Linked DNA regions of Homo sapiens: region 2 is linked to region 1. Evidence: chromatin loops called from intact Hi-C (ENCODE). Cell type or tissue: PC-9. All regions are shown on one strand. Links, peaks and the distances in the headings refer to the core of each region. The heading gives the core; the rest is flanking DNA.

What was found. Hi-C counts contacts between places; a loop is a spot of excess contacts. Peaks named below come from ENCODE experiments on the same cell type or tissue, not always from the same donor. Only the 100,000 strongest peaks of a DNase experiment are listed, where the experiment ranks them.
Region 2: a loop joins it to region 1, with 2.5 times the contacts of the local background. A loop is called at or near these places in 3 of 110 quality-filtered maps.

What each region holds. Positions count from the first base shown.
Region 1 is chr6:114,745,439-114,761,355 of GRCh38, forward strand. No RefSeq gene overlaps it. Among named protein-coding and RNA genes, the nearest start is that of LNCPOIR, 210 kb to the left of the region's middle. In PC-9, for the core only: no CTCF peak of the experiment used is centred there; no DNase peak of the experiment used is centred there.
Region 2 is chr6:114,996,912-115,012,828 of GRCh38, forward strand. It overlaps LOC107986639 (a long non-coding RNA gene), which reads left to right. Exons shown (of 3, transcript XR_001744318.2): 2 at 1,346-1,508; 3 at 4,679-5,371. Among named protein-coding and RNA genes, the nearest start is that of LNCPOIR, 460 kb to the left of the region's middle. RefSeq lists enhancers at 894-983, 4,383-5,582, 4,962-5,061. In PC-9, for the core only: no CTCF peak of the experiment used is centred there; DNase peaks (open chromatin) are centred at 3,970, 5,020 and 7,510; H3K27ac peaks cover 957 bases.

The DNA.
Region 1 (15,917 bases), core at 4,936-12,935:
CTCTCAATTTCTAATGACCTAATTTATATTGTGGCAATAGTTTTACTTTCAAGGTAGCTATGATGACCTTTTCTAACCCCAATGTTAATTATATCCCATGCCCCAAATTTTCAATTTGGTGTTATGTTTCAGTTCTTAAAATAATTATTATATGTGATCTGTGATATCTAGAAATATTTTATTTCTCATGTCATAAATATCATGTAATTGTTTCTTTATCTTTGCTGCTTTTAACATCTACACAGTATCCATCTTTCTAATGGCTAAAAATTAAATGTGACATTGTGCAAGGAGTTCAGCTATGATTAAGTGGCAACAACTAGAAAATTCTCCCTTGCAAAAACCACTAAGAAATCATTATTTGCCTTTTCAGTGCGAAAAATAAATGTTGTATTTTATTCCCTTCCATCATCACCCTTAGAATTGCATCTTCCTGCAGTAGCATCAAGAATAATGCAAGGTCATTTCTAAAGTGTTTGCTTTTCTGTGCTTTGTTCACCTCTCCTCTTAGGGAGGGAGGTTATGTGGCCCCAATGTCTCCAATGTGTCTAGAAGTTCCCCTTTAATTACTCAGGTAGATAGATAAAAATAAAGTAAATGCACAAAACTTATGGTTTCCATAAATGCATTCATTGTAGCAATTTTCATTATTATCCATACCATTTGAAGGCTATTTGCTTTTAAAGCTAGCAATTTCTAAGTTAGAAGCAAAATTGAACAATAAAAAATTAATTTCAAAAAGAAACTAGTGAATCTCTTCCTCCTTATCATCACTTTAAAAAGTACATTTAATAATCGTATTTTGTTTTTTACTCTCTGGGACTTTCTTTCCTTGCTTTGACAAGTAGATAATGGATCTTTCTATTATGTAGAACTCAGGTCCAGAATTCATATTCTACCACATAAGTAGGCTCTTTGAAAACCATACTTGACTGAAAAACTGAGTCTAGGTAAGTTTTTGTCTTAATTAACCTGTATAAACTGTTGTTAGAGACAAAATTTATTGCTTCATTTACATTTTAATTACAGAAGGGTCCAAAATGTTAAGTTTTAATTGGCTGAAGAGAATTATGTGCAACGAAGTCTCATGGCAAATGGAACAGAGTGCTTTGCAGGGACTTGCTGGCTCTCTGTTAAGATTAGGGGTCCCATAAGTGGAAAAGGTTTAACTCCCTTCCTGAATCTCCAATATCTCAAAATCAGTAAAGAAGACCTTCACAGATGCCCTGATCTTACAAGAGAATGTCATAGATGATTTCTCCAGAGTGTTTTTAATGCACTGCAATTACTAGTTACTGTTTGGGCATAGTTACGGTACCTGCTAGACCATAAATAGTTAATGTCGATGGGATAAATCCAGTAGCATTATTATAAATCTGTGCTGAATGGTTGAGTGAAATGTCCCTAAAATCTCCTAACTCCTTAGATTCCAAACCATTCCAAATCTTATTAAGCATTTATTATGTAAACAATATTTTTAAGCCAAAAACATTCTGAAAGTCTTTTTATTTCTGATGTAAATGTTCAACTCTCTCCCTTGTTCCCAGTTCTCTTTCCATTTTCTCTTTTTATTCATTAGTCTTAAAAGCCAGTCACTTTTTTAAAACTTACTGGAGTGAATCCATCTTTTCACTGGGCTCTGACAGATAGAAAGGCTTAAAAAATGCAAAGTCCTCATGATAGGACATCTGAGGAAAATATATTGTAGATTTCCTTCTGAATGCCTTCTTCAGTATGAAGAGTCCCAAGTAAAACATTTCAAGTACGCATTGGGAGCATATATACATTCAGCTGAAGACAGCTTCCCTCCCCTTTGCTCTGAGAGCATTTCACTAAAGTCTTCTTAAGTTGGATGCCAGTATGATGTTCTGACACAAATATATGATTTTAGCATTTGACTTAGAATTAAGCTTGTATACTGCCAGCATTAAATATATGAAGTATTTACTTGATGTCAAATTAGAAAAGATCATTTATTTTTAATGATCTTCAGAGATGTGGCCATTTATTTTTAATATTCCACCTTACTTCAGATGACTAGGTTCAAGTAAGTGCTATTTCCCTTAATCTAATTCTTTTTCAACCTGTATCTCTTTTATGCCAGAAGCACTCAGTGATTTCAAAAGGAACTCCTTAAGTTATAGTAATAGTCAGTAAAATGGGAAACAATGTTGCTGTCAAGATGCAAGATTTTTCCCAAACAGGACATTTTGGCCTCCCCACAGCCACATTCTTGAATATTAGTCCATTTTCTCAGACTTTTATGATAAACATTTAATTATTGGCTGCTCTGACTATGGAGTAGCCATTCTTTTATTCCTTTACTTTCCCAAGAAACTTGCTTTTACTTTACAAAAAGCAGAACACTCAATTATTATCTGTCACTGTGCTTCTTAATAGTAACCCTTATATTAGCATATAAAATGGTTTGATTTAGAAAATATAATAATGAATTTTTTGAAATAGAGATATCACTGGGATGATCTCTCCAAATCAATGGACAGTACTTTTTAACCATAAGTTCAGTGACAACTCATGACAATTTATATCCCCCTAGAAATATGGTATCGAGATGTCAGTCTTCAAATTAAGAAAAAGAAAAATCCGAATCATAAAATTAAATATCTATATCTGATGACTGTTTGAGCTTGGCAAGACCACCACCAGGGGGAGCAAGTTACTGGACAAAGGAAGTGATGTACAGTTTCAGAATTTTAATAGAAAATCCGGCTTTTAAGAACAAAATGATAGCACAATTGGTAAGAATAAAAGAAAAACAAGATGACTCAAAGTCACATGAACTGCTAACTCTCTAGTATCTTATTAAAATAACATTGCTTCACTTTAGTTTCTGGAGTGAGTTGCTGTGACACTACCACAGTTATGTTTTCTTTGTAATGTGTTTTTCCCAGTGAAGTATCCTATCTTCTACAGCCGTTATGACCTACGTGCTGACAGCACTTTGTAAAATGCAAATGACCTTACAAATTTAATGACGTAATACATATCAGGTTCATGTAATTATGGATAGAAAAAATCTGGAAGTTGAGAGGGTCTGCCTGCTTGACAGGCAGTATATGCAATATATTTTACATGTGGGAGGGTTAATTCATACATTTTTTAAGACACAGTCTTCAAATATTTTACATCTGAATTAAGGGAAACTAACTTACTAAAGGAAACAAATAGAGTGTCTTCTAAGCAAGCTGTGAGCAAGTACTTTTAAATCCCATGACGGAAATTATTTGAGAAATCCTTTGTGATGTAAGAAAGATTATTCATAAAGAAGTTTAGCAACTGTTTACAAATTCACAAGTCATGTTAAGCTATATAACTTGAAAAGAAAACCTTTTGAAGGAAACAACTTGTGTCAGTGTCATTATGAATATTTTACATTGATATCAAACAGAATAAAACCCATATTTTATTTAACATGATCTATTTATTGATTACATCTGGGTAAACAATTCTAAACAAAACAAATATGACCACATTATCCCATGTCTAAGAAGAAAGGAGAGCATTCAACACATAATTATTCTAATATAGGATTACATAACATAAAGTGTTATGAGAAAGCACTGTTTGCAATGGGAAAGTATGATGGAATTATAACTTTGGTTAAGTATTTAGGGAAGTCTTCTCAGAGGAAGTTTTAATGTGGTGGATACTAAGAATTATCTAAGTGAATCATGAGAAGGGAAACTGGGAAGAAGAAAGAATAGTCCAGTTAGAACTGTATCTTTGGGAACTGTACAGACAGGAGATCTTGACATATTTGAGGAACTGAGAGATTCCTATTGAGTCTGGAGTTGAGTGATCAAAGGGATGCAGGTCAGGGTAGGTGAAAGCAGGAGAACTAAGGCAACTTACAATTCTATAGGAGCCTTATAAGATACACATTTAAAATTTTAGATATTAATCAGAATGTAATGGGGCTTGGAAGAGTTTTGTACTGGAAAGTGACATGATCTACATTATGTTTTGAGAAGGTTATATTGGCATATGTGTGAAAAAAATTAGAGTGGAAATAGAAGGGATACAGGTAAACTTATTAGAAGGCCTTTGTGGCCATCCTGGTAAGAGATAATGGTGGATGAAATTGTGGTGGTGACACTAGAGAAGAAAATAACACACACACACACACACACACACACACACACACACACACACACGAAGTAGAGTCAAGAGGACTTGTTGATGAATCTATAGAATGATGGAGAGGGAAATGACAAGGCTAAGACATGCCCTTTTTGGTTAAAACAAAGACTGGGAAAAAGCAAGTTTTGCAGAAAAAGATTAACAATTCATGTTTCTAAATATGTGAATGTTGAAAAGTTTGTAATAGTTGTAAGTCATCCACATTGACATCCAAGATGCCAAGTTACTCATATATTATGGCCTCTGCTCTTATATACATGCATATGCAAGAAATAGGCAATGTAATTGGACTGCATACATGGGAGTTATTGGCCATGAAATGGTCATTAAAGGCAAGAGAGTTGACAATGACAAGACTAATCAAGGATAGAATGTAGAGTGAGAAGAGGGCCTATTACCCAATGTTGAGAAACTTGACTATTAAATATTTAGAATAAGTAAGAAGCTGGCTACAGAAGTTGAAAAGGAGGAGACATCAAGAAAAGGGGAAAGCTAGAACTGTGATTATTTCACAGCTAAGCAAAATTATTTCTTAAATGTTAAACTTTTGTTGCATGTTTTGGGATGTTTTGTTTTTAATGAGAAAACTGTATCCAAGAGGGTTGAAAATTATGGTAGACCACAGTGACTTTATTTAGATTTATTCTTTCCAATCAAGGATATTGGTTGTGTATTTTCTCTGGGAAATAAGAATTTTATCAGTATTGTTCATTGATCAATGATGAAAATGTGGACTATACAGATACTCAAAGCCAACATTCTAATACTCATCATTTTGCTAGTTAGAAAATAAATTAAATACATGTACCTTAGATTAATGTTTTTTGGTTTCATACTTCTTGAAGAACAGTAAAGATTTGAAGAGCTATAATGGCTTTGAGTCCTGTGCAACTTTTTTTTTTTTTTCCAGGTCTTCTACTTTATTGGCAAGCACTTAGAATCATAGCATCACTGTTCATTAGAACTAGAAAAGATAATTTTTCTTTTTATTTATTTAAATATTTTACTTCTAATTTTAGGTTCAGGGCTACATGTGCACTCATGACTTGTGCAACTTTTTTTTTTTTTTTTTTTGACGGAGTCTCGCTCTGTTGACAGGCTGGAGTGCAGTGGCGCCATCTCGGCTCACTGCAATCTCCACCTCCTGGGTTCAAGCAATTCTTCTGCCTCAGCCTCCCGAGTAGCTGGGACTATAGGCACATGCCATCATGCCCAGCTAATTTTTGTATTTTTAGTAGTGACGGGGTTTCACCATGTTGGCCAGGATGGTCTTGATCTCTTGACCTCAGGTAATCCACCCACTTCAGCCTCCCAAAGTGCTGGGATTACAGGTGTGAGCCACTGTGCCCAGCCTCCAGTGCAACTTTTTAATGTAAATGTTGGAAGTGCAAGGTACCAGCAGTTCCTTTTATCACGGCTCATTTGTGGTTCATACTCTCACATAGTCAGCCATAGACATTTCTTCCTATTGTTTATATGATGTTCCAGTTTTCACTTTGTATACTACTTTAGTTAAGAGCAGATTCTTGACTTCATTTACAAGCACTCTTGAGTTTGGGTAATTCCTCCAACTTCCCACAAATTCCTTCTGTGAAGCAAGTTTCATAGAAGTTAGATCTTAAGACATTTGAAATGACTTTCCCTGTTACACTCTAGAACACTGTTTACTTCAGCTGATACGTCCCTGCTTAGGCATATCACACTCTTTCATAAGGTTTCTATATCCATCCACCTAACTTTCAAACTCACATCATTTTTTTTCTCCTTTTCAGTTGGCTACCTTAATCTCTGTTTCTCAGGGCACAAATTTCTTCCCCAAAGTTTTTTCTGTATTTTTACCTAGTAGCTTGGGGGAGTCTGGTGTACAGTCTTAAGACATGAAGTTCAGAACAGATACATGCAAACAATTCCATCACATGTCTCAGAATAAGCTCTACAATGTAGTGAGTAGATCACAAATCTCTTTTAATGTGGCATGTTTACTGTTTGTGTTCTTTGTTCTTAACACTGCATCATGGTGAACTGCAGCTGCAAGTGAAAACAACAGAACTGGCAAGCATTATCAATCTAATATTTTGTTTCAAATTAATAGCGGATAAGTCCAAATTTGACTCAACTAATAAAATTATTAGTAAATGTGCAGTTAAATCTTGATCTCATTTTGGTATATCAGATAGACATGGTGATTTTGATTGGATTTTTCCATTTTAAAGTAGTACCTTTTATGATGCAGATAAGAGGTATAAATAAAGACTTTTTGTAAAAACATTTTCTTGGATTGGTGCAAGTTTTTTTGATTAAATGTAAAATTATTTAAGAGGCCAGATTTTCCATCAGACAAACCAATAGGAAAACAATGTTATGCTGGTCTTAACATAGCCATTTGGATTGACCAATGTGTCTTAAAAAAGTAGATTGAAGGATAATTCCTTCACCTTGAAAATATTGTTAACAAAATAAGCATCCACTTCTATAATATACCTAGACTGTAATTAAACTTCCAAATATTATAATGACTTGTTTTCTTAAAAATTTCTCTGTAAAACCTTGGTTACTTATGGTTTTATTGCTATGACAATCATTCCTAGGCCATAATATCCAAGATGTCTTATTATTGGCCAAGTATCTGAAAAGGGTGGATGGGTAAGACACCTGGATGAGGAGTCCAGACCTCGCTCACTATCTGAGTTACAAGAGAATTTCCTATGAATGTTATAATATGGCTAATTATTTTACATTCCATAAGCAACTCTACATAACTATGATATACTTAGAGAAGGCCAGTCCATTTGGTATTGAGAAGAGCCAATGTATTGAATTGTCAAAATAAGATGATGTGCTAGTCAAGTTACTCCAGAGAAATAAAGAGAGAAACAGTGTGTGGAGAGAAAGAGAGAGACACAGATTTTTAAAGGAATTGGCTTATGAAATGATGGAGGTTGACAAGCCCAAAATAAGCCAGGAAGGCCAGCAGGAGAGAGACCTAAGGAAGAGTTGCAGTTCAAGTGCACAGACAATCTGCTGGAAGAATTCCCTCTATTCCCTCTCTCTCCAGGGAGGTTAGTCTTTTTCTTAGACTTTCAACTGATTGGATGAAGCCCACACAGATTTTGGAGAGCAATCTGCTTTACTAAAAGTCTACTGATTTAAGGTTAATTCCATCTAAAAAAATAGCCTCACAGAAACATGTAGAATAGTATTTGACCAAATATCTGGGCGCTGTGGTCTAGCCAAGTTGACAAATGAAATTAACCATCATAGATGGTCTCCATAGCTTCTAAGACACAAGGAAAATCTTTAGCAGAAAACATACCTTTTTGATTACATCAGTATCCTTTCTCTTATCATTGTCTTGTGGCCAGAAAATTCAGATATATTCTATAAAATGTTTAGAGTCCTCCTGAGAGGGATTTATTTAACTAGATGGGAATTTCACTTGGTTTAGTATCAGTGCAGCCAGCCAATAAGTCAACCTCTATTTTTTTTTTTATTTTGGACATAAAAATTAATATCAGTTGAAAAGGTTTTTCTGTAGGCTAAACTAGCTTTCTACTTGCGCTGCCACTGACATTACAAGCAAGAATCCAAAAAACAACATTGAGATGCATTGTGAGAAATGCCTTGGGTTTAGATCCAATTTACTAATACCCTCTTAATCATCTGTTATACAGTACAATTTCAAAGACTAGGAGCCCTCTGGCCTGGGTATCATTGATATTGAAATGGAAAATAACCAGAGTAGACAAACTGTTATGCATAAAGAGAATAGAGAACTGAAGAAGACATTGTATTTTTTCAGTATGTAGAAAAGCTTCAAAAGGTGTTTTAATTCTTTTATCACTAATTTTGCTAAGCCATGTTTTTCAAACTTTACCTATTTCTTACATTTTAAAATTGCCTTTGTAAAAATCAGTATATAAATTATAAACATACTGAAAAGTGGAACATAAACATTAGTTTGACATAGTTGCCAATTTTCCCTCTGATCTTTTTATATCTATAGTTTTTGTTGTTGTAGTACTAAAACAGTTTCAATGATATGTTATTTATAATTTTGCATGCTGCTTTTTAAAACCTATTTTTATATAAATATTTTTTAAATTATACAGTACCTGGCATATGCTACAGACGTTTGTTTAATGCATGAATTATTTAGTGAATACAGTTGTTGTAGACCATGCTTGTTGAAATTCTCCATAAGCACTATTTTTAAGTTTTGGCTTATTTAACAAGCAAATTTGCCATAATTATGTAACCATTCCCATATTATCTGACACTTAGGTTGTTTTCAGTTTTTTTTAAAAAAATAGGTAATTATATGATGAACATCTTCAAATGTGAAGTGTTTTCTGCTTCTGAAACTCTCAGATATATTTGTAGAAGTGATAACACTAGGTCAAAGATATAAACTTTTTCCTAGAAAAAAACCTAAAATATACCTGTTAAGGTAATTAGACAGAGAAATAGAAAATTCCTTGTATTGTAAAATTTTAGGTTTTCAGATCAAAAATGTTTTATTGTTCTATAAAATGGGCTATGATTTTTATGAGAAAATATATACTTGCAGGGATGCAAAAAGTATGAAAAAATAGAAATACTAATATGCCTTTCTTTCTGATATTTCTCAGAAACCTCTGATAGACCCATGATCATTCTCTGGACTAAACTTCTGGGGTTTCAAAGCCCAAGTGAACAAAAATGACAGAATTTTATAAAGCATTTCAAAACCAAATATCCCACATTTAACTATTGTTTTGGATTAACCAAACCACAGCTTTATTTCATACAAATGGAAATTCAGTAGTTGGTAGTATTGAAAAATAGAAGGAGATGAATAAGGGAGTGTGCTAAGTACATGTTTAATAAAATTGATTGGCTTGGATTAAAATGATACATAATGTGAATTGACTTCACCAAGAGTTCACAATAAAGATAACAGTGTTCTGGACATCTATATATTTTTTTTCTTTATCTATATTCACAACAGAATATTGGTCAGGAGAAACTAAATGCTAATATAAACTAGTAATGCTTTCTTCCAACCCGAAATAGATACACATAATACTAGAAAAGTGCTGTTTAAAGATTTTATGTTATATGACACGTGGAAAATATCTTCTGAAAGCATGAGCTAGTCCAACCACTAATAAGGTCAGTGTATTAGTCCATTCTCACACTGCTAATAAAGACATACCTGAGATTGGGTAATTAATTTATAAAGAAAAGAGGTTTAATTGACTCATGTTTCGCATGGCTGGGGAGGCCTCAGGAAACTTACAATCATGGCAGGAGAGGAAGGAAACCCATTCTTTTTCACATGGTGGCAGGAGAGAGAATGAGTGCCCAGTGACGGGGAAAGCCCCTTATAAAACCATCAGATCTCGTGAGAACTAACTCACCATCACAAAAACAGGATGGGGGAGGCTGTCCGCATGATTCAATTATCTTTACCTGTTTCCTCCCTTGATGTGTGGGGATTATGGGAACTACAATTCAAGATGAAATTTGGGTGGGGACACGGCCAAACCATATCAGCTGGAGAAGCATTTTAAGCGCAGGCACTAAAAATAAACTTGTCAAGAGAGGATGCCTATAAGTAAAATACCTTTTGTCACTTGTTTTTTCTATCAAGAGTAAGAAACAGCTGGGTCCTACCTCAGTCCATGCTAAGCCACCTGTATATTTTTTTCCATAGGCCCCAGGAAATTATTTGGCTTTATTTTCCTGTTATATGTTTTTCTTCTCTATTTCCTGAGAGTCTTATCTTCATGATGCTGGCTCTTTATTTTCCTGTGAACCAAGATAATCCTCATGTTTTATGACTAACCTCTTTCTAGACAATAAAAGACAGTATAAATACAACAATTAAGTTCAGGGTAGTTGCAAAGGTTTCACGTACTTACTAAAGTTTTCAGTTATTGTTATTTGATAATGCTGTACGTTTTCTGTTATCTTCTAATAAACAAGTGATAAATGTAAGATAGGAACACAAGAACAAAAGTTCTTTTTTTTTTTTTCTTTTCTGAGACAGAGGCTCGCCTGTCACCCAAGCTAGAGTGCAGTGGTGTCATCTCGGCTCACTGCAGCGTTTGACCTTCCAGGCTCAAGCGATCCTTCTGCCTCAGGCCCCTGAGTAGCTGGGACTATAGGCATGTGCCACTATGCCTAGCTAATATGTTCATTGTTAAAAACTGAAAAAGTAAAGAAAGGCATGCAGCAATGGTTCTCAAGATTTTCCATGTATAAGAATCAGAAGCATCCTGGGGAAGCTCCTGGAAAGGTGGTCTATGGACCAGTGGCATCAGTATCGTCTTAGAGCATGTTAGAACTGCAGATTTTAAGGTCTTATCCTGGACCCACTGAATCTGCATTTTAACAAAATGCCCAGGTGATTCCTATGAATGTTAAAGTTCACGACATGTGGTATGATTTCATTTGTATGAAATGTACAGAAAAGGCAAATCAATAGAGATAGATAATAGATTAATGATGCCCTGTGGGTGGAGAATGGAGATTAACAGTAAAAATACATGAGGGATTTTATTGGGGCAATGGAAATGCTTTAAAACTGATTTATGATGATTATAGCACAGGTTGGTAAAATCTGTAAAATAACTGAATTGTATACTTGAAATAGATGATATATATAATATGTAAAATATGTCTCAACAAAGTTAGAAAAAGTATATGTTTGCCAAAATGCAGATTGCCGAGTCCTATCTTAGATCCCATGTTATTTCATTTAGTTTGTGGACCTCCAACTGAGGAACAGTGATACAAAGTAAATAGTAACAACCTAAAACCAAAACCCACCCCAACCATCACTTGAACCACTCTTCTCTTCTTCATATGCCTTGAAGAATTCCAGTGTCAGTGCATGTAGCTCTACACTTTAATTGCTAGGTAATAAATATCCCAAAGTATTCTGGCACCTTTTCACTATATTGATTGTGATAAAGATTTTTTTCAGTATTACAATGTTGCAATTGCAATTTTAATTCTTGCTTCTATGTACATGTGCAAGTATTTGTTCAGAATAAGCATGTAGAGGTGGAAATTTAATATAACTGTATGAACATTTACAATTTTAATAAATCCTTTAAAATAATCTTCAAAAAAGCCCCCAATTTACTCTCCACCAATATGGAGTAAGAATGGCCATTTCCTCTAGATGAATGATTAATAAAGGCTATCAGTCTTTTTCATGTTACCCATGTATTGGGCAGAAAAACATTATTCATTATTTCAATTTGTATTTCTTTGGATAAGCATACTTTCCATATTTTTCTTCATTTTAATTTTCTTCATTCTTCAAACTTATTGTTTTTTTTTTTGCCCATTGTCTTTTGAAGATATATATCGTTTTCTTATTTATTTCTATAAACTTTATTTGTTGTGGTAAACTAATCCCGTTTCTTTTAAGAACTAATGCTTATAGTGTGTTATATGCATTTTCACTAGCTTATGGTTTCTTTTATTATCCTAATTTAAAATGTTTATGTAATTATATTTGTCAGCCTTTGTATATTAGTTGAGGATATAACTTTTCTAAATAGATACATGTTAATCCCAATGGCATTTATTAATTACCCTTTTTTTCTACTGAGAGATATTTAATAATTTTCTAAAACTATATTACTACACACACACACACACACACACACACACACACACACACCTAGCTTCATTTCTAGGCTCTTCATTATGTCCTTCTGTTTCTTCTCTAGTACAAATAGTTTCAATTACTGCCATTTCAAAATATATTTATTATAAAGCTAGTTCTCCTTCACAGGTTTTTCCTGGCTAGTATAAAAACAGTCAACATTGCTGTTCAAGAATAAACAAATGATTATCTCTCGATTCCAGGCCTTTCTCATTTTTATTTCCTCTTCTTTTTAGAAAAATTTGCTGCTAATGGGATACAGGGTGTCATTACACACATTTGCATTACCAATTTTGTGCAAAATAAATTATGGTATATGAAGAGAAGACCAAACATGTTTCTGCGAACTTCTATATGTCAGGCATCTTAACTGTAGAGATTCTCAAAATAAAAGAAGGAAGTAGGGAACAAGCAAAATCAAGGAGAGCTACTCTAAATTCTTGGTATGTCAAATATTTTTATCCTATGACTTCCCCAAACAACATCGAGTCTTCAGTGAAAAAATGTGGTACTATTTTTGCTTAGTCAATTAAATCTTTATCTATACCTAAATCTCACCCCCCCACCCCCATATATCTTATGTATCTTTCTGAAGAGAATTAGAAACAGTGATTGGGAAGGAAATCAATTGAAGAATCCAATACAAGCAGATGTATTCTGAATTTCCTTTTCTTCCTCTTTACTAGTGTGATTCACATGATTACCTTCCTCTGCCTGAGACTTACACGCTGATGTTTTCCAGAGTTTAATCCTTTCCTCCTTATATCTCCTTATAGATCTTAGAATCAAGTGCCTTTAGGAGAAGGCCAGTAACAAAAGGAGTGGAGCAGGATTTAATAGGATAGTGCCTGGTGAGAACTGAGACAAACCAGAAGGGGCATGCCCTATTAAATGATGTTCATATTCAAACATTTAATAAATGCCTTACTGGTTCAAAAAATCTACCTGGCAACCTTTGATCCTTGACTCTCCTGGGCACCTGTTCCATGCCTGAACTTATTGTTTAATGTGATAATTACTCCTAAGTCTATGTATTAGCCTGTTTTCACACTGCTATCAAGAAATACCTGAGACTGGGTAGTTTATAAACAAATGAGGTGTAATTGACTCACAGTTCCGCATGACTGGGGAGGCCTCAGGAAACCTCCAATCAAGGCGAGGGGCAAAGGGGAAGCAGGCACCTTCATTAGGCGGCAGGAGGGAGTGAGACCCCAGGAAAAGCTTCCACTTTTAAAACCATCAGATCTTGTGGGACTCACTCACTATCAGAACAGCATGGGGGAAACTGCTCCCATAATACAGTCACCTCCCATCAGGTTCCTACCTTGACACATGGAAATTACAATTCAAGATGAGATTTAGGTGGGATACAGAGCCAAACGATATCAGTCTATATCATTAATTCAGTTTTCTCTTCTTAGTTTTAGATCAACATGTCCAATCCTGTAAGGAACATTTCCAAGTACACATCAGATATACACCAGATAAATATATATATAAACTAAACTCATGTTCTAAACTTCCTCCTCTTCATTTATGTCACATTTACTTTCAGTGCTAAAGCCAGAATCTTGGAAAACAACCATGACTGTCTACTCTGCTCTTTACCTCCAAATGAACAGCAAGTCAAACACAAATCGCCTCCATGATTTTGCTGACGTCTATGTGTTATCCCTATTCCCACTTCACTCTCTTAGTTTGGCTTTTCATACTATTTTTGTTCTAGATGATTGCAACAGCTTAATTATGTCCCCAACTTTCTCGTGTCACATTTTAGCTTGTTTAAAACTACTTTAACCTTCATAATCTTTCTTTAATAAAAGTTTATTGGAGACATTTCTCTGCTTCAAAGCGTCAGTGGCTCACTGGACTTCAGGCACACATGGCTCTTGGTCTTATCTCTACATCTTTTCAGCTTCCTTTCTCATCACTTCCATTGTCCCATCTTCGTATTCTACCTTCTCTAGCCATGTTCATTAGCCTGCCTGAAATGTGGTGTGCACTTCAAAATCTTTGCTCATGGTATTCATTCTATTTCATGATAATTTCCCCCACCTCCCTCATCACATTCCACGAAGCTAACCTTTATTATAAAACACTTCAGGGCTCAACACAGTGTAATTATTCCAGGAAATTCAGCGTTTCTTGTTTTTATACCCACTTTAACATGTATAATATGCTCTTTAATCTTTTTGTTTCTCTCTTCATTACCCCCAGTGCATCTTGAAATAGTGACTCAATTTTGCTTATTTTTTACATCTACAATATATATCTGTTACAGAGGAGATATTAAATATATGATTGTTTAAATATATGGATGAATAAATGAATGAGTGACTGGGTAGAATAGGCAGTAACCTAGAACTTGAGAATGCAAGCATGATTTGGGAAGAAGGGTAACATTGCGAGTGCCAAGTTTTCATGATTATTTAACAAAAGAAATATCAGACACATTCAATATAAAGAAATATGAAATAGTAAAAATAATGCTCCAGAAAAACCCAAATAAAATCTGAATTTTAGTAAATAAACTACATGAGTAATATAGCTTGAAATATGTATAGAAATAATATATTTTTAATTTTTGTCCAAATACTAGAATAAAATTAAATCAAACCTAAGCTTTATTTCAGAAAAAAGTCTAATTTTTGTGGGCACACATTTTCTAATGAATAGTACACTCAATATTTTGTTATAAAATTAATAAGTTTAAGATAAAAGTCTCTATTGGTGTGAGGAGCTGCCAAAATTTGCTGTATATCATATGAAGAATCACTGAACACTTTAATATTGCCAGCACTGGAATGTTATATCGATTTCTTTTTTCTGTTTTTCATGTCATGCCAGGTTTAATAGTTAACTATTTTTAATGGGATGATTTAATCAAATGAATTATGACAAACTGCATTATAATGGCATTCTATTGTTTTTAATTTAATTGAATGTGATTTCATATATCTCTTAGGTTTGTCATATTAGTACAAGTCTTTTTTTTTTTTTTTTTTTTTTGAGACAGAGTCTCGCTTTGACGCCCAGGCTGGAGTGCAATGGTGTGATCTCGGCTCACTTCAAGCTCTGCCTCCTGGGTTCATGCCATTCTCCTGCCTCAGCCTCCCGAGTAGCTGGGACTGCAGGTGTGTGCCACCACGCCAGGCTAATTTTTTTGTATTTTCAGTAGAGACGGGGTTTCACTGTGTTAGCCAGGATGGTCTCAATCTCCTGACCTCGTGATCCACCTGCCTCAGCCTCCCAAAGTGCTGGGATTACAGGGGTGAGCCACCATGCCCGGCCTATATTAATAAAAGTCTTAACACAGAAATAGAGACATTGACTGCTTTCAAACCAAAATCTCTGCATTCAACCTAAACTGATGAGCATAGCACTATGATAATCCTTGAATTAATTGACTGAAAATAATAATGTTAGTAAAATAAAATGATTTACCGTAAGCCAAGAAAATTAATGTAAAATTCTGAATTCTGAAATTATTTAAAAATTCTAAAATTATCAATAAAAAAGTTCTTTGAAGTTCTTTAGGCAAATATTTGAATATGACCAAAGTAGAATATGGAGATAATTTGAAAAGTAAAAATGTGAAATAAGATCCTAAACTTAGTAGATATAAATTAAATAAAACTTAGGAGGCTGGCAAGGTAAAATATTGTTTTTAAGAAGAAAATTTCTGTTGGAAATACAATTTACATTAAGGACGCATAAAAAATTATAGTGTTACTATGCTACAGCCATGAGTTTATTATTAGGCTATTTGATAGTATAATTTAACCTACTCTAATATGAGGGAGTAAAAGTCCAAGCCAGCTATAATCATGGGCTATAGAGGGGAACAAAACACCCAGAGAATGCCTGCACCTGCAATGTTACCTACACACCTAATACGTGCGTTGAAAATCTCCCAGTAATGACTGGAGAAGAGAATGAGAATAATTCTCTTTGCTTGATGTTTGGTAAAGAAAAGAAAGACTAAATGGAAGGTACATCTGGCAGCCTCTCACACCAAGTACCATGCAATTACTTCTTTCACTCCAAATATCAAGGAACTATGGGAGAAAATAACATAATTCTTAGGTTAGAA
Region 2 (15,917 bases), core at 3,299-11,298, 250 kb after region 1:
ACATGACATATAAATCAAGTTACAGATGAGCTTCCAAGCACAATTTCAGAAGCACAACATAAGAATGCTACAAAAATGGTTGCTGGATTAACAAGTTTCTTCAAACATTATTTAAAAGGAAGGAATTCATAAACACATTCGTTTTTATGGAAGAGACATCTCCCACTAAGCAATCAAATCTTAATAGGAAAAAAATGGTTTGTGTGAATGAAGCCATTAAAAAAATCCATACAAGGATTTCTATAATTAATTCTAGAAGATAGCATTTCAAATAAAGAAAATTTCAATGACATTTTACACATGGTAAATTAGTTAAAAAAAAAAAAAAGCCAGTTGCCTTCCAATCACCTTCTCTTTTTGTGAGAAACTCAGCAGTATAACACCTATCTCCTGTATTTTCACTCCTTATTAGTCCTGAGTTGGTTTAATCAAGATAAATAAAGTAAAAAATAAAATGAATCCTGAATGGCATTTTCTTTTTGTCTACTCCTTTCTACCCAAATGCTTTTCATTTATTAATTGAGTGTCATTGCCTCTTGTTTCCCTAGGCTTGCTACACAGATCATAAAATGTGGAAAATTTGGGTGTTTTCAGTTTAGGTGACTTTCATTTAACCATTTTTTATACTCTTCCTCCACCCCAGGCTCTGCCAATATCTTGAATGCGCATATACATGTATACACACACACACATATGTATCTGTATATATGTATATTTCAGATACAAACATATTTTCATAAGACACACATATGTAGAAATAGAGACAGTGAAGATATAGATACATAAACATATACACATAAACTATACACATATACATTTATATACACGTATATATAATGGCTTAACTATACTTTATTTATATCTATGTTTGCATTTATAGCTTAATTTTGTCCATATTGAGGGACTAAGTGGCTAAGTGGGCTGGACTCCCTGGGTCAATACGGACTTCCCTAAGGCGATTTTCCCCTAAGCCAAAATGAGTCATAGCTGCAAGCTAAGGGATTGAAACTTCAACCAATCAATGGGGACTTTCCCCTAAGCCAAAATGAGTCACAGCTATAAACTAAGGGATTGAAACTTCAACCAATCGTATAGGGGGTTTAAGCTCTAGCTGCAGCCTGATGTTTTTAACCAATCAGGCCCGCCAACCTGCAAGCAGATAGAAAATAAGCTAATCCTATAGGACAGAAAAAGGAAAAGGGGAGGAGTCATAAGTGGATATAAGCATAAGACACCTAAGCCAGAAATGGCAACCCTTCCAGTTCCCCTTCCACTGTGTGGAAGCTTTACTTTCACTTTTGCTTTACTTTGGCTTTAATAAATCTTGACCCAGCACTCTCTTTAGGTCTGCATGCTTCTCAAATTGAGCTGTAACACTCACTGCTGCGGTCCAAGCCTTCATTCTTTGAAGCCCGTGGAACCACAAACTCTTCAATTGATAAAAACCTTCGATCGGAAGAGACTTCTCATCTCATTTCTGGGGGCCTGTCCGGGATTTCTCTGAAGTGGTGAGTAACATCGGACCCCTTTTGCTTGCTATTCTGTTCTACCTTCTCACTAGAAATTGAAGGAAAACACCAAGCACCTGTCGGCCATTTAAAAGTGACAAGCCTGGCCACCAGACTTAAGACATGGGTGTGAGGCTTTCTGGGAAACGGCTCTTTTACAACCCCCGGCCCTCCAGGCTGGGTGCGTTGGTTTGCCTGAAACCAGTTCCACCTTTCTCTACCTTTACCCAGGAAAAGCCAACGGCTGGCTAAAGGTGGAAAACTGTTGTCCCGGACTCCCAGCACTGATCAGTCCAGATCATGGCACAGTGAGAAGCCGCTATGCTGCAGCCGCCCATGTGTGCATTCCCTGCCTTTTCTGACCCATGCCTCCTGGGTCCTAATGTCCTCAGAGAAAAATTTCTTGGGTCCCTGTTCTCTAGGATCTTTCCTACCCCTGAGTCTAAGAATCTTTTAGCTAGGAGTCTAAGTTGACAGGGGTGGCAATCCCAAGACCCTTGCCTATGGTGCCCCCAGGCTTATTCTTATGCAAATGGGTATCAATATACTTATAGGGGACCTGTCCCTCATAACCTACACCCTAGGCACTATCCGGGACATCAAAAGGCATTCCAGTGGCTGATAGAAGGCCTAGGACATTTTTCCTTTTGTTGCCCAAAACTTACTCCAGATTGTAGAGGCTACTTTAATTACCACCTTTCCTGCCTGGGATCAGTGATTAGAACTGTGGAACTTGTCCACTAGAAGCAGTCAGAGGTATAGGGTGAAAACAATGTAACAGACAATAGGTCCCCCGATTCAAGTCCAAAGGTCAATAAATATTCTTATTTATTGACAGAAAATTTGGGTACAAAAAGCACTGCTCCAACCTTGGTCCTCCAATTTGCCGCTGCCTACCCTAAAACTGTTGTGCTTCAGTGCCACTTTCAAGGAATTTATCTTGCTGGGAAAGCTCCAGGCCCAGAAATATGCTAATTGGTGCCTGGTCTCTGAACTCAAAATATACCCCAAACCTAAGACCTACTCGCAGATGCAAAGGCAATTGTGGGCATGCTGGTAAGGAGCCACTAAAATCCAGTAGCCCCGGCCCCCTTTTTTGTGGCTAAAAAAGGGTGGGAAACAAGTGCGGGCAAAACTGCTATGTCAGTTAAGTGCAATTAAATCTGATAAGCAGTGTTCCATGAGTGATAGTGCACCCTGGAAAGAAAAGGACACTAGAACCATAGGGGACACCCTAGGGCTAGTGCTTACTAGGGGATGACTAGGGGTGTGGGCACTCCTGTGTTCTCCTTTCAGATGGGAGGCGCTCCCTCAAAAGTGAAGCCACCCTTGAGGTATATTCTGGATAATTGGGACCAATTCGACCCTCAAACACTGAAGAAGAAGTAACATATTTTTCTGCAGCACTGCCTAGCCATAATATCCTCTTCCCGGAGGAGATCCATGGCCACCTGAGGGAAGTATAAACTATAATACCATCCTACAGCTAGATCTCTTTAGTAAACGAGAGGGCAAATGGAGTGAAGTGCCATATGTACAGGTTTTTTTCTCATTAAGAGATAACCCACAATTATGTAAAAAATGTAATTTACATCCTACCGGGAGTCCTTAAAGCTTACCCCCATACCCAGGTCTCCCCACAGCTCCCCCTAGTAAGGACTCTCCTTTGGCCCTAATGGCCCAAAAGGAACCAGACAAAAAAATAGTCAAGGAACTGAAAGGTGCCAATGGTCTCAATTGTGCCCCCTCCAAGCCGTGGTAGGAGGAGGAGACTTTGGCCCAGCACGAGTACATGTCCCCTTTCCCCTCTCAGACTTAAAACAGATCAAACCGGGCCTAGGAAAATTCTCAGATAATCCTGATGGATACATAGATGTCTTACAGGGATTAGGACAATCTTTTGATTTAGCATGGAAAGATATTACATTGTTGTTAGGTCAAACATTAACTCCCAATGAAAAAGAGGCCGTCTTAACTGCAGCCCGGAAGTTTGGGGATCTCTGGTACCTAAGCCAGGTAAATGATAAAATAACATCAGAAGAAAGGGAACAATTCCCCACAGGCCAACAGGTGGTTCCCAGCGTGGATCCCCACTGGGACCTCGATTTGTAGCATGGAGCCTGGAGTCGCAGGCATTTACTGACTTGTATACTAAAGGGATTAAGAAAGACCAGAAAAAAATCCAATAAATTAGTCAATGATATAATGCAGGGAAAGGAAGAAAACCCCATGGCATTTTTAAAGAGGCTAAGGGAGGCATTAAGAAAGCATACCTCTTTGCATCTGACTCTATTAAAGGCCAACTAATTTTAAAGGATAAGTTTATCACCTAGTCAGCTGCAGACATTAGAAAAAAACTTCAAAAGTCTTTCCTGGGCCCTAAGCAAAATCTGGAAACTCTATTGAATTTGGCAACTTCAGTGTTTTATAATAGGGATCAGGAGAAGCAGGCTGAACGAGACAGATGAGACAAGAAAAAGGCTGCCTCCTTAGTCACAGCCCTCAGGCAATAGAACTTCGGTGGCTCTGAAAGAAAGAAAGGCTGGGCAGGCAACCCACCTAACAGGGCTTGTTATCAGTGCAACTTACAGGGGCACTTCAAAAAGGACTGCCCAAACAAACATAAGCCGCCCCCTCATCCATGTCCCTTGTGCCAGGGGGATCAGTGGAAGGCACACTGCTCCCAAGGGCGAAGGTCCTCTGGGCCAGGGGCCACTAACCAGATGGTCCAACAACAGGACTGAGGGTGCCTGGGGCAGGCACCAGCCCATGCCATCACCCTCACAGAGCCCCAGGTAAGCTTAACCATTGAGGGACAGGAAACTAACTTTCTCCTGGACACTGGTGCAGCCTTCTCAGTTTTACTCTTCTGTCCCAGACAACAATCCTCCAGGTCTGTCAAATCAAAAGGGTCCTAGGACAGCCAGTCACTAGGTATTTCTCCCACCCCCTAAGTTATGACTGGGGAAACTTATTTTTCTCATGTGCCTTTCTTATTATGCCAGAGAGCCCTACTCCTTTACTAGGGAGGGACACATTAGCTAAAGCAGGGGCCATTATATACTTGAATATAGGAGAAGGAATACCGGTTTTCTGCCCTCTACTATTGTGATGCTGCTTATCTTTGGACCCTGCATTTTTAACCTCCTTGTAAAATTTGTCTCTTCCAGAATAGAATCCATGAAACTGCAAGTGGTTCTACAAATGGAGCCCCAAATGACCACCACTAGCACCTACTATCGAGGACCCCTAGACTGACCTACCAACCTGTTCTAACACCACGACACTGAAGAAGACTCCCCTCCTGAGGAACCCTCAACTGCAGATCCCCTTCTGTGCCCCAGTTCAGCAGGAAGTAGCTAGAATGATCATTGCCCAACTTCTCAACAGCACTTGGGCTTTCCTGTTGAGAGGGGGTACTGAGGCACTAAGTGGCTAAGTTAGCTAGACTTCCTGGGTCAACAGGGACTTCCCTAAGGGGACATTCCTCTAAGCCAAAATGAGTCATAGCTGCAAGCTAAGGGATTGAAACTTCAACCAATCAAAGGGGACTTTCTCCTAAGCAAAAATGAGTCACTGCTGCAAACTAAGTGATTGAAACTTCACCCAATCATATAGGGAGTTTAAGCTTTAGCTGCAGCCTGATGTTTTTAACCAATCAGGCCTGCCAACCCACAAGCAGATAGAAAATAAGCTAATCCTATGGGACAGAAAAAGGAAAAGGGGAGGAGTCATAAGAGGATATAAGCATAAGACACCCAAGCCAGAAACGGAAACCCTTCCGGGTCTCCTTCCACCACGTGGAAGCTTTACTTTTGCTTTTACTTTACTTTCACTTTAATAAACCTTGGCGCTGCACACTCTTTGGGTCTGTACGTTTCTCTAATTGAGCTGTAACACTCGCCGCTGTGGTCCACGGCTTCATTCCTTGAAGCCTGTGAGACCACGAACCCTTCAATTGAGAAAAACCTTCAATCAGAAGAAGACTTCTTGTCTCAATATCACTTCCTTCGAAAACATAATTCAAGAGTTATTCACATCATAGTTATTTTTCACTCCCCGCTAATAGGTAAAAAATACCAAGCCTTTAAGAATTTTTTTTTTATCCACACTAAGACTGTTTCATAAAAATAAATTCTAGTCTTTGTTCTTTACTGAATCTTTTAATTCTCAGATTCTAATTCCCATTTTCTTTCTAATGACAGCAGGAGTCACTTCCAATATACTAGAATTTCAAAAAGGAACTGTAACTTATAGGTAAGATTTCTTATTTCTGAACAAGTGGAAGAATAACAAAAATGATTTAAAAAAAGATTTTAAGGATACAGAGAATTTTGTGTTTTATGCTATTTCATCCAGTCTTGATTGCTATCTTTCCTTAAACTGTCTTAATAGTATAAATCTGCAATTTATGATGCAAGAAACGTAATTATATAGAGCCATAATCATCTCAAAATCATTTTCACATTCACCTCAATAGAGGGTTGCAATTTCATACAGCCGTGGAAATTAGTGTTGGCTATAGGACTAGGAGGAAGAAGAGTGACACAACTAGAAAAAGTTACACCGAACTATTAAATGTTCCCATAACATTCCATATCCAATCCCCTACAACCTATAATCTTTTCCTGGGCTTCTGGTACTTGCTTACTTGAATATGTACTAATAGGAGAATTCTGGAAAATTTATTCACTTATCTTTTTGAAAAAAAGGAAATAAAATGTATTTAGGGCCTACTATAATTCACACACATATTGTCACCTACTCTTTCTTAGAACTTCATCTATCAACACATAATGTTTAACTACATTCTCCCAGCACGCTCAGGGCAAAAAACATAGCCATCTGTACCTGTGAATGGACCATGATTGTATCCTCTTAATCTATTCTCTGCTTCTCCTCATCAGTTTACAGTCAGTGTTTGTTTGAAATGTAAAGCCTGACCATTCAACTGCCATGATTGAAGCACTCTGAAAGACTTCCATGGCCTTAGGATAAAGTTCATCCTCCTTTACAAGGAGCACAAGACCCTTAGAATTCCAGACCCTGATTTAGTCTTCATCTTATACGAGTAAGTTCCTCATAATCTATTCTTCCCCCTTTCCAGACTTTTTGAGCTTGTTTCAGTACCTCAAGGGTGTCTCTTCTCTCCTCTCTTCTGGATTTTGCATCTAAATGAGGCCAGTGCAGTGTGGACAATATCCATAAACGTAGTAGGTATGATGGTTAAGAACACAGATGCAAGAGCTAAAATGTCAGGGTCTGAGTTCTAGCTCTGCCTTTAAACATTATATAAGCTAATTATTTTTCATCGTCAGTTATACTTTCCTTATGTATAAAAATCAAAATCAAAATAATAATAATATTTTACCGCATAGGCAGCTGTCTGGTATGAGAAAGAGCATGTAAGCCACTGAGAACAATGACTGGTGCATAGTAGGTATTTAATAAGTGCTGGCTATTATTATTATAAACAAAATGCTTTGTATGAGGAAAGAAACTGGAAAGTTCTTGTTTTTCTTTAGATGAGGCAGGAAGGAGGGCTTGTTGCCTAATGTAGAATTGATGTGGAGAATCATGAATTTATACTATTAAGTGAAAAAGATCCTCTATCGGAAACAAATGTTTTCCCTTGTAGCTAATTTACTCACAGAAACAAACTAAAGGGATTCTAATTCTCCTAGTCCCATCAACATGATCATCCGGAATAAATTGTAATATCAGTTCTAAAGTTGAAAGGAGAAGAACATTTTAAGATGAGCTTAGGGGTAATCAGATCCTTCTGAAATAGGGAAAATTAAAAGGTCAATTATACTTGGAATCTTCCCAGTGCTATTTTATGTCAAACATGCAAATGCATAGTGCTGCCTATGGAATAATCTTCACAAGTACCATCACTTTAATAAAATACCTACCTTTATCTTCCTTATACACACATTATTCCAAGCTCACATCTGAGTCATTCTTCATGGAAAGAGCTAATCTCATTTCCTCATACCTGTCACTGAATCATGTTAAATATCTGAATAAGAATAATTACCTCGCAGCTAAATTTCCCTGACCTTCCTAGTTACAAAAAATGATTTTTTTTTTGCCACTCAGTAACAGTATCTCCTAGGATAACTAACTTATTCTGTAGAAAAGCATGCATGTTATTTTCATGTAACTAAACCATCAAATGGGTTCCAATATAACTTTTAAGATATTTAGGCTGTTATATCCAAGTTACCTTAATGAGGACTTTTGAAATATGATCTCATTTCAGTAACTTAACATTTTTTTTTTATTGTCTTGCCTCCTTATATAGAGAAATAATTGAAATATTTTGGTTTTCTCTCTGTCTCTTCTGTCTGTCTGGCTGCCTGGCTCTTTCTCACTCTCTGTCTTTTTCTGTCTCTCTCTCTCTCTGTCTCTCTCAAAGAAAGACAACAGAAAAGCTAACTTTAATACCTTGAGTTTCAGTGAGCTGACTGATTAATACGCTTGTGAATTCTTAATAAGAGAAGTGTGCATATTCATAGTGATGTTTATTAATTCATAAAGCAGCTGCTCAAAGGCAGCTAGTGGAGAACGACATCTCCTCCCACAGAATCCTCTTGGCAGTGATCAGGCCTTTTCCCTTCCTGATCGTTTTGAGTGCAGCCTTAACATTGAAAACTGATGGCCCTTTATCTGCCCTGGGAAGGGGAATCTCTCCTGCCAGCAGGAGGCCACAGGGATTGGAGTTTCAGATCTAAATCTCCCAATGTGTAGAGGCTGAAATAAAAAACTTAATGAGACTAGTAGAGTCCACAGCTCATTTCAATTATTTTTAATTGTTTTCAGATGCTGCCCGGCATGCTTCATTTAGTTCTGCAATAAACAGAGCATACAGCATGGTTGTGGATCTCACTAGAGACCCAAAGAAAACATCCCACAGGAAATGATGAAAAATAATAAGAGCATTATATGTATTGGAGCGTGGACCAGGCAGTTGAAGTGGAAAACACAGGGGAGGGTAGGACCGGTTCTGGTGCATCCTCTACTTGGAGATTCACAGGGAGCCTCACTTTTAATTCTTACCATCACTCCTGAAATTGAAATTCAGTGAATAAACAGTGAGGCCCACAGTGAAATCCACCCAAGCTGGCTGAAACTAGTCTTTACTAGGCTTCCTTCTCCTAAAGTAGTTCCTTCTTACCCTTGGGGAAAAGGATGACCACCTATTAGAGGTATTTGAGACCTCAACATACAGAAAGTTGCAGAATATTTGCTAATAATCTGAGAGGACTTGTTACACCAAAAGCACCTCCTAGCACCCTGATCTGAAATGTGAGTCAACATTTATAAAGTTGCTCAAAGATTTAATTGAAAACTCCCAAAAGCCACTATTGGATGTTATTGAAGAGCATACCATTCAAAAAAATTAAAATATTTGCTTTTAATGTCTTTAAAACGTTTCATCATTTTGTCCAGAAGACCAAGACATCATCATTGGGGCTTAATTGAATAGCATTGTAATACCTAAATGCACTATAGGAGTTATTGAACATAGTATTGAAGTATTTGGCTGCAAGTGAAAATCCTTTTTTTTAATTCCGTGTGCAATGATTCTCGACTCTACACACAAGGAGCCGTAAAGACTTAAAAATGATGTCCAGTTCCCACCTCCCAGACCTATTGAATGTGAATATCTGTGGATAAGGCTTGGGTATGTCATTTTTTACTTAAAGGTCTCCCAGGTAATTCTGACGTTTAGCCATGTTTGATGCCCTCTGACTCATAAATTCAGTAGTTTATGTGTAGAATCCCTCCCTAACATATGTACTCACAAAAGAGAAATATACATATATATAAAAAAAGAGAGAAATGTATACCTTTATGAATGTGTGTTATGTATATATGTACATATATACAAATATATTAAGTTACAAACAAATATATTAAGGGTGGCAAATATGCTGACTATGAGCACTTGCCCCCACCTAGGCACTCTGGCTCTGATGTGAATGCAGTGATAGTGGCTGCAAGTGATAAGCTGTGTAGGTGCTCTGGAGGGCAGCCATGGGCCATCATGGTACCTGGCCTCTGAAGGCTATGTCTGCTCTCCAGCCCATATCACCTTTTTTCCTGATATTTGTATTTTATGCTACTTTTTCCTGATAACAAAAGTCATCGTCATTAGGAATAATTACTGAAGGCATAAAAATAAAAACACAAATTAGCAGTGTTTTAACATTTCAAAAGTAATGATCCATATATTGGCATATTTTCTTCCATTTTTCCCTCAAGATATATATATTTGTATCACTATTGCAGATGGTTATATATATTTTTTATTAAATATTACATAACTAACATTTCCATTGTCCATTTTTCCATGTCCATCCCATTAAATACTGTTTCAACACATTTTAATGAATATACTTTTCCCTTTCCCTTATATTTATGTTCTATAACTTACCAAGAACCTATAGAAACTATTTCTAATGTTTTCTTTTATAAATAATAATTCAACAAATATTATTCTATACAAAAGTCATATATATAAATCTATATATAATTATTTATTTTTCTTTTCTTTTCTTTTTTTTTTTTTTTTTTTTGAGACATGGTCTCACTCTGTCGCCCAGGCTGGAGTGCACTGGTGCAATCACAGCTCACTGCAGCCTCGACCTGCTGGGCTCAAGTGTTCCTCCCTCAGCCTCCTGGACAGCTTGCACTACAGGTGTCAGCCACCATGCCAGGTTAATTTTTTGAATTTTTTTTTGTAGAGACAGGGTGTCACCATATTTCCCAAGCTGGTCTTGAACTCTTGGGTTCAAGCAATTTGCCCACCACAGCCTCCGAAAATGTTAGGATTACAGGTGTGAGCCATGGTGCCTGGCCATATGTGATTTATTTTTTAGAAAATATTGAAGATAAAAGGGCAAGTGAGGAGATTTTTAAAAATTCTTCACATGTGTTTCCCAATGAATAAAAGTTCATGTAATGAACTCTCACTTGGAGGGTAGAAGAGTGACTGTTTCACCTTTTCTTCAGTCATATTGAGAATTACAAATTACAAAATTTTTAGCTAATTTTACATTGAAACAATGTCATTGTTGTTTTAATATTAATCTCTTTCATTACCAGTGAAGATGGATCTTCTGGGAATTGTCTGTTCATGGCCCTTTTAGTGGTTTATTAGTGCTTTCCTCTCTATTTTACGACCTCTTTATATAAGGCACTAACCTAACGTTTGTCATATTTGTGGCCCATATGTTTCTAGATTTTAAATTGCCTTATAACTTATTTATGGTGTTCTTTTGCATCTAAATGCTTTTGTTTATACATTGCCAAGTTTGCCTATTTACATTGATACTTTTTATCATTCTGTGTAAGCTTAGGAAAACTTTCCCACCCCAGAATCAATGAACAATTTACATCTACTTTCTTCTAGTTTATTGTGCTTTCATTTCTCACTTTTAAATATTTAAATAACATGGAATTCAATTTGGTGTTGTATGAATTGCGAGCCAGCAAACTTGATTTTTCCCCAATACTAAATTTATTGAACAGTTCATTCCTTAATTATTATTCAATCTTATACATCCATATAGGTATGTTTATATTACAGACTATGCGATCTAATTTTTTTATTTTGTTCTAATATCAAATTAAAAAGAGGCCAGCTGTGGTGGCTCATGCCTGTAATCCCAGCACTTTGGGAGGCCGAGGCGGGCGGATCACAAGGTCAGGAGTTTGAGACCAGCCTGGCCAACAAGGCGAAACCCTGTCTCTACTAAAAATACAAAAATTAGCTGGGTGTGGTGGCAGGAGCCTGTAATCCCAGCTGCTCGGGAGGTTGAGGCAGGAGAATCACTTGAACCGGAGAGATGGAGGTTGCAGTAAGCCGAGATTGTGCCATTGCACTCCAGCCTGGGCAAAAAGAGCAAAACTCTGTCTCAAAAAAAAAAAAAAAAAAAAAGAAAAAAGAAAACTTCTGGACTCATACACTTAAAAATAGCTTGAAAATACCCTTTCATTTTTTTTCTCTTTTGTAAAACTTTCTCAAATGTTCTTTAAATTACATGTATACTTTTATTTTGTCTGTAAGATTTTATTTTAATTTTGCCTCTATTTAAAAACTGTTGCGTACTTGAGTCATTTTATTTTTAAAGCCCATCCTAAGAAACTTAACCATTCAATGAGATTAATTTACTTAACTTTATTGGCATCTCTAATATGTTCAAACATCTGTCATCATTTTGTTGGCAAGTTTTCTATTTTTCTTTTATTTGTTTTTTTAGCTGCCTTGCTCATTAATTTGTTTTTTGATTTGCTAGGTGTGTATTTGTTTCTTACTATTTTTGTTGAGAATATATTTATGATTTCTCACTATAAAAGATAAAAACTTTCTCTCAATATTTTCAATCTTTGTAAATTTAATATACAGTAATATACTTAATCTATTAGTACATAATTTTTTCTTTAATAATACAGTTCTTTTTTTCAGCAATAACTAACTTTTGGATTAGTCATCATCAAGTAAAATACAAATACTCCAATAGAAACATAGATATCATTTTCTGGCAGGGGAGGAGCCAAGATGGCCAAATAGGAACAGCTCCGGTCTACAGCTCCCAGCCTGAGCGACACAGAAGATGGGTGATTTCTGCATTTCCATCTGAGCTTTGAAGAGAGCAGTGGTTCTCCCAGTACGCAGCTGGAGATCTGAGAACGGGCAGACTGCCTCCTCAAGTGGGTCCCTGACTCCTGACCCCCGAGCAGCCTAACTGGGAGGCACCCTCCAGCAGGGGCACACTGACACCTCACACTGCAGGGCATTCCAACAGAACTGCAGCTGAGGGTCCTGTCTGTTAGAAGGAAAACTAACAAACAGAAAGGACATCCACACCAAAAACCCATCTGTACATCACCATCTTCAAAGACCAAAAGTAGATAAAACCACAAAGATGGGGAAAAAACAGAACAGAAAAACTGGAAACTCTAAAAATCAGAGCGCCTCTCCTCCTCCAAAGGAACGCAGCTCCTCACCAGCAATGGAACAAAGCTGGACGGAGAATGACTTTGACGAGCTGAGAGAAGAAGACTTCAGACGATCAAATGACTCTGAGTTACGGGAGGACATTCAAACCAAAGGCAAAGAAGTTGAAAACTTTGAAAAAAATTTAGAAGAATATATAACTAGAATAAACAATACAGAGAAGTGCTTAAAGGAGCTGATGGAGCTGAAAATCAAGGCTCAAGAACTACGTGAAGAATGCAGAAGCCTCAGGAGCCAATGTGATCAACTGGAAGAAAGGGTATCAGTAATGGAAGACGAAATGAATGAAATGAAGCGAGAAGGAAAGTTTAGAGAAAAAAGAATAAAAAGAAATGAGCAAAGCCTCCAAGAAACATGGGACTATGTGAAAAGACCAAATCTACGTCTGATTGGTGTACCTAAAAGTGATGGGGAGAATGGAACCAAGTTGGAAAACACTCTGCAGGATATTATCCAGGAGAACTTCCCCAATCTAGCAAGGCAGGCCAACGTTCAGATTCAGGAAATACAGAGAATACCACAAAGATACTCCTCGAAAAGAGCAACTCCAAGACACATAATTGTCAGATTCACCAAAGTTGAAATGAAGGAAAAAATGTTAAGGGCAGCCAGAGAGAAAGGTTGGGTTACCCTCAAAGGGAAGCCCATCACACTAACAGTGGATCTCTTGGCAGAAACCCTACAAGCCAGAAGAGAGTGGGGGCCAATATTCAACATTCTTAAAGAAAAGAATTTTCAACCCAGAATTTCATATCCAGCCAAACTAAGCTTCATAAGTGAAGGAGAAATAAAATCCTTTACAGACAAGCAAATGCTGAGAGATTTTGTCACCACTAGGCCTGCCCTAAAAGAGCTCCTGAAGGAAGCACTAAACATGGAAAGGAACAACCAGTACCAGCCGCTGCAAAATCATGCCAAAATGTAAAGACCGTCGAGACTAGGAAGAAACTGCATCAACTAACGAGCAAAATAACCAGCTAACATCATAATGACAGAATCAAATTCACACATAACACTATTAACTTTAAATGTAAATGGACTAAATGCTCCAATTAAAAGACACAGACTGGCAAATTGGATAAAGAGTCAAGACCCATCAGTGTGCTGTATTCAGGAAACCCATCTCACATGCAGAGACACACATAGCCTCAAAATAAAAGGATGGAGGAAGATCTACCAAGCAAATGGAAAACAAAAAAAGGCAGGGGTTGCAATCCTAGTCTCTGATAAAACAGACTTTAAACCAACAAAGATCAAAAGAGACAAAGAAGGCCATTACATAATGGTAAAGGGATCAATTCAACAAGAAGAGCTAACTATCCTAAATATATATGCACCCAATACAGGAGCACCCAGATTCATAAAGCAAGTCCTGAGTGACCTACAAAGAGACTTAGACTCCCACACATTAATAATGGGAGACTTTAACACCCCACTGTCAACATTAGACAGATCAACAAGACAGAAAGTCAACAAGGATACCCAGGAATTGAACTCAGCTCTGCACCAAGCGGACCCAATAGACATCTAAAGAACTCTCCACCCCAAATCAACAGAATATACATTTTTTTCAGCACCACACCACACCTATTCCAAAATTGACCACACAGTTGGAAGTAAAGCTCTCCTCAGCAAATGTAAAAGAACAGAAATTACAATAAACTATCTCTCAGACCACAGTGCAATCAAACTAGAACTCAGGATTAAGAATCTCACTCAAAACCGCTCAACTACATGGAAACTGAACAACCTGCTCATGAATGACTACTGGGTACATAACGAAATGAAGGCAGAAATAAAGATGTTCTTTGAAACCAACGAGAACAAAGACACAACATACCAGAATCTCTGGGATGCATTCAAAGCAGTGTGTAGAGGGAAATTTATAGCACTACATGCCCACAAGAGAAAGCAGGAAAGATCCAAAATTGACACCCTAACATCACAATTAAAAGAACTAGAAAAGCAAGAGCAAACACATTCAAACGCTAGCAGAAGGCAAGAAATAACTAAAATCAGAGCAGAACTGAAGGAAATAGAGACACAAAAAACCCTTCAAAAAATTAATGAATCCAGGAGCTGGTTCTTTGAAAGGATCAACAAAATTGATAGACCACTAGCAAGACTAATAAAGAAAAAAAGAGAGAAGAATCAAATAGATGCAATAAAAAATGATAAAGGGGATATCAGCACCGATCCTACAGAAATACAAACTACCATCAGAGAATACTACAAACACCTCTACGCAAATAAACTAGAAAATCTAGAAGAAATGGATAAATTCCTTGACACATACACTCTCCCAAGACTAAACCACGAAGAAGTTGAATCTCTGAATAGACCAATAACAGGATCTGAAATTGTGGCAATAATCAATAGCTTACCAACCAAAAAGAGTCCAGGACCAGATGGATTCACAGCTGAATTCTAACAGAGGTACAAGGAGGAACTGGTACCATTCCTTCTGAAACTATTCCAATCAATAGAAAAAGAGGGAATCCTCCCTAACTCATTTTATGAGGCCAGCATCATTCTGATACCAAAGCCGGGCAGAGACACAACCAAAAAAGAATTTTAGACCAATATCCTTGATGAACATTGATGCAAAAATCCTCAATAAAATACTGGCAAAACGAATCCAGCAGCACATCAAAAAGCTTATCCACCATGATCAAGTGGGCTTCATCCCTGGGATGCAAGGCTGGTTCAATATACGCAAAGCAATAAATGTAATCCAGCATATAAACAGAGCCAAAGACAAAAACCACATGATTATCTCAATAGATGCAGAAAAGGCCTTTGACGAAATTCAACAACCTTTCATGCTAAAAACTCTCAATATATTAGGTATTGATGGGACATATTTCAAAATAATAAGAGCTATCTATGACAAACCCACAGCCAATATCATACTGAATGGGCAAAAACTGGAAGCATTCCCTTTGAAAACTGGCACAAGACAGGGATGCCCTCTCTCACCACTCCTATTCAACATAGTGTTGGAAGTTCTGGCCAGGGCAATTAGGCAGGGGAAGGAAATAAAGGGTATTCAATTAGGAAAAGAGGAAGTCAAATTGTCCCTGTTTGCAGATGACATGATTGTATATCTAGAAAACCCCATTGTCTCAGCCCAAAATCTCCTTAAGCTCATAAGCAACTTCAGCAAAGTCTCAGGATACAAAATCAATGTGCAAAAATCACAAGCATTCCTATACACCAACAACAGACAAACAGAGAGCCAAATCATGAGTGAACTCCCATTCACAATTGCTTCAAAGAGAATAAAATACCTAGGAATCCAACTTACAAGGGATGTGAAGGACCTTTTCAAGGAGAACTACAAACCGCTGCTCAAGGAAATAAAAGAGGATACAAACAAA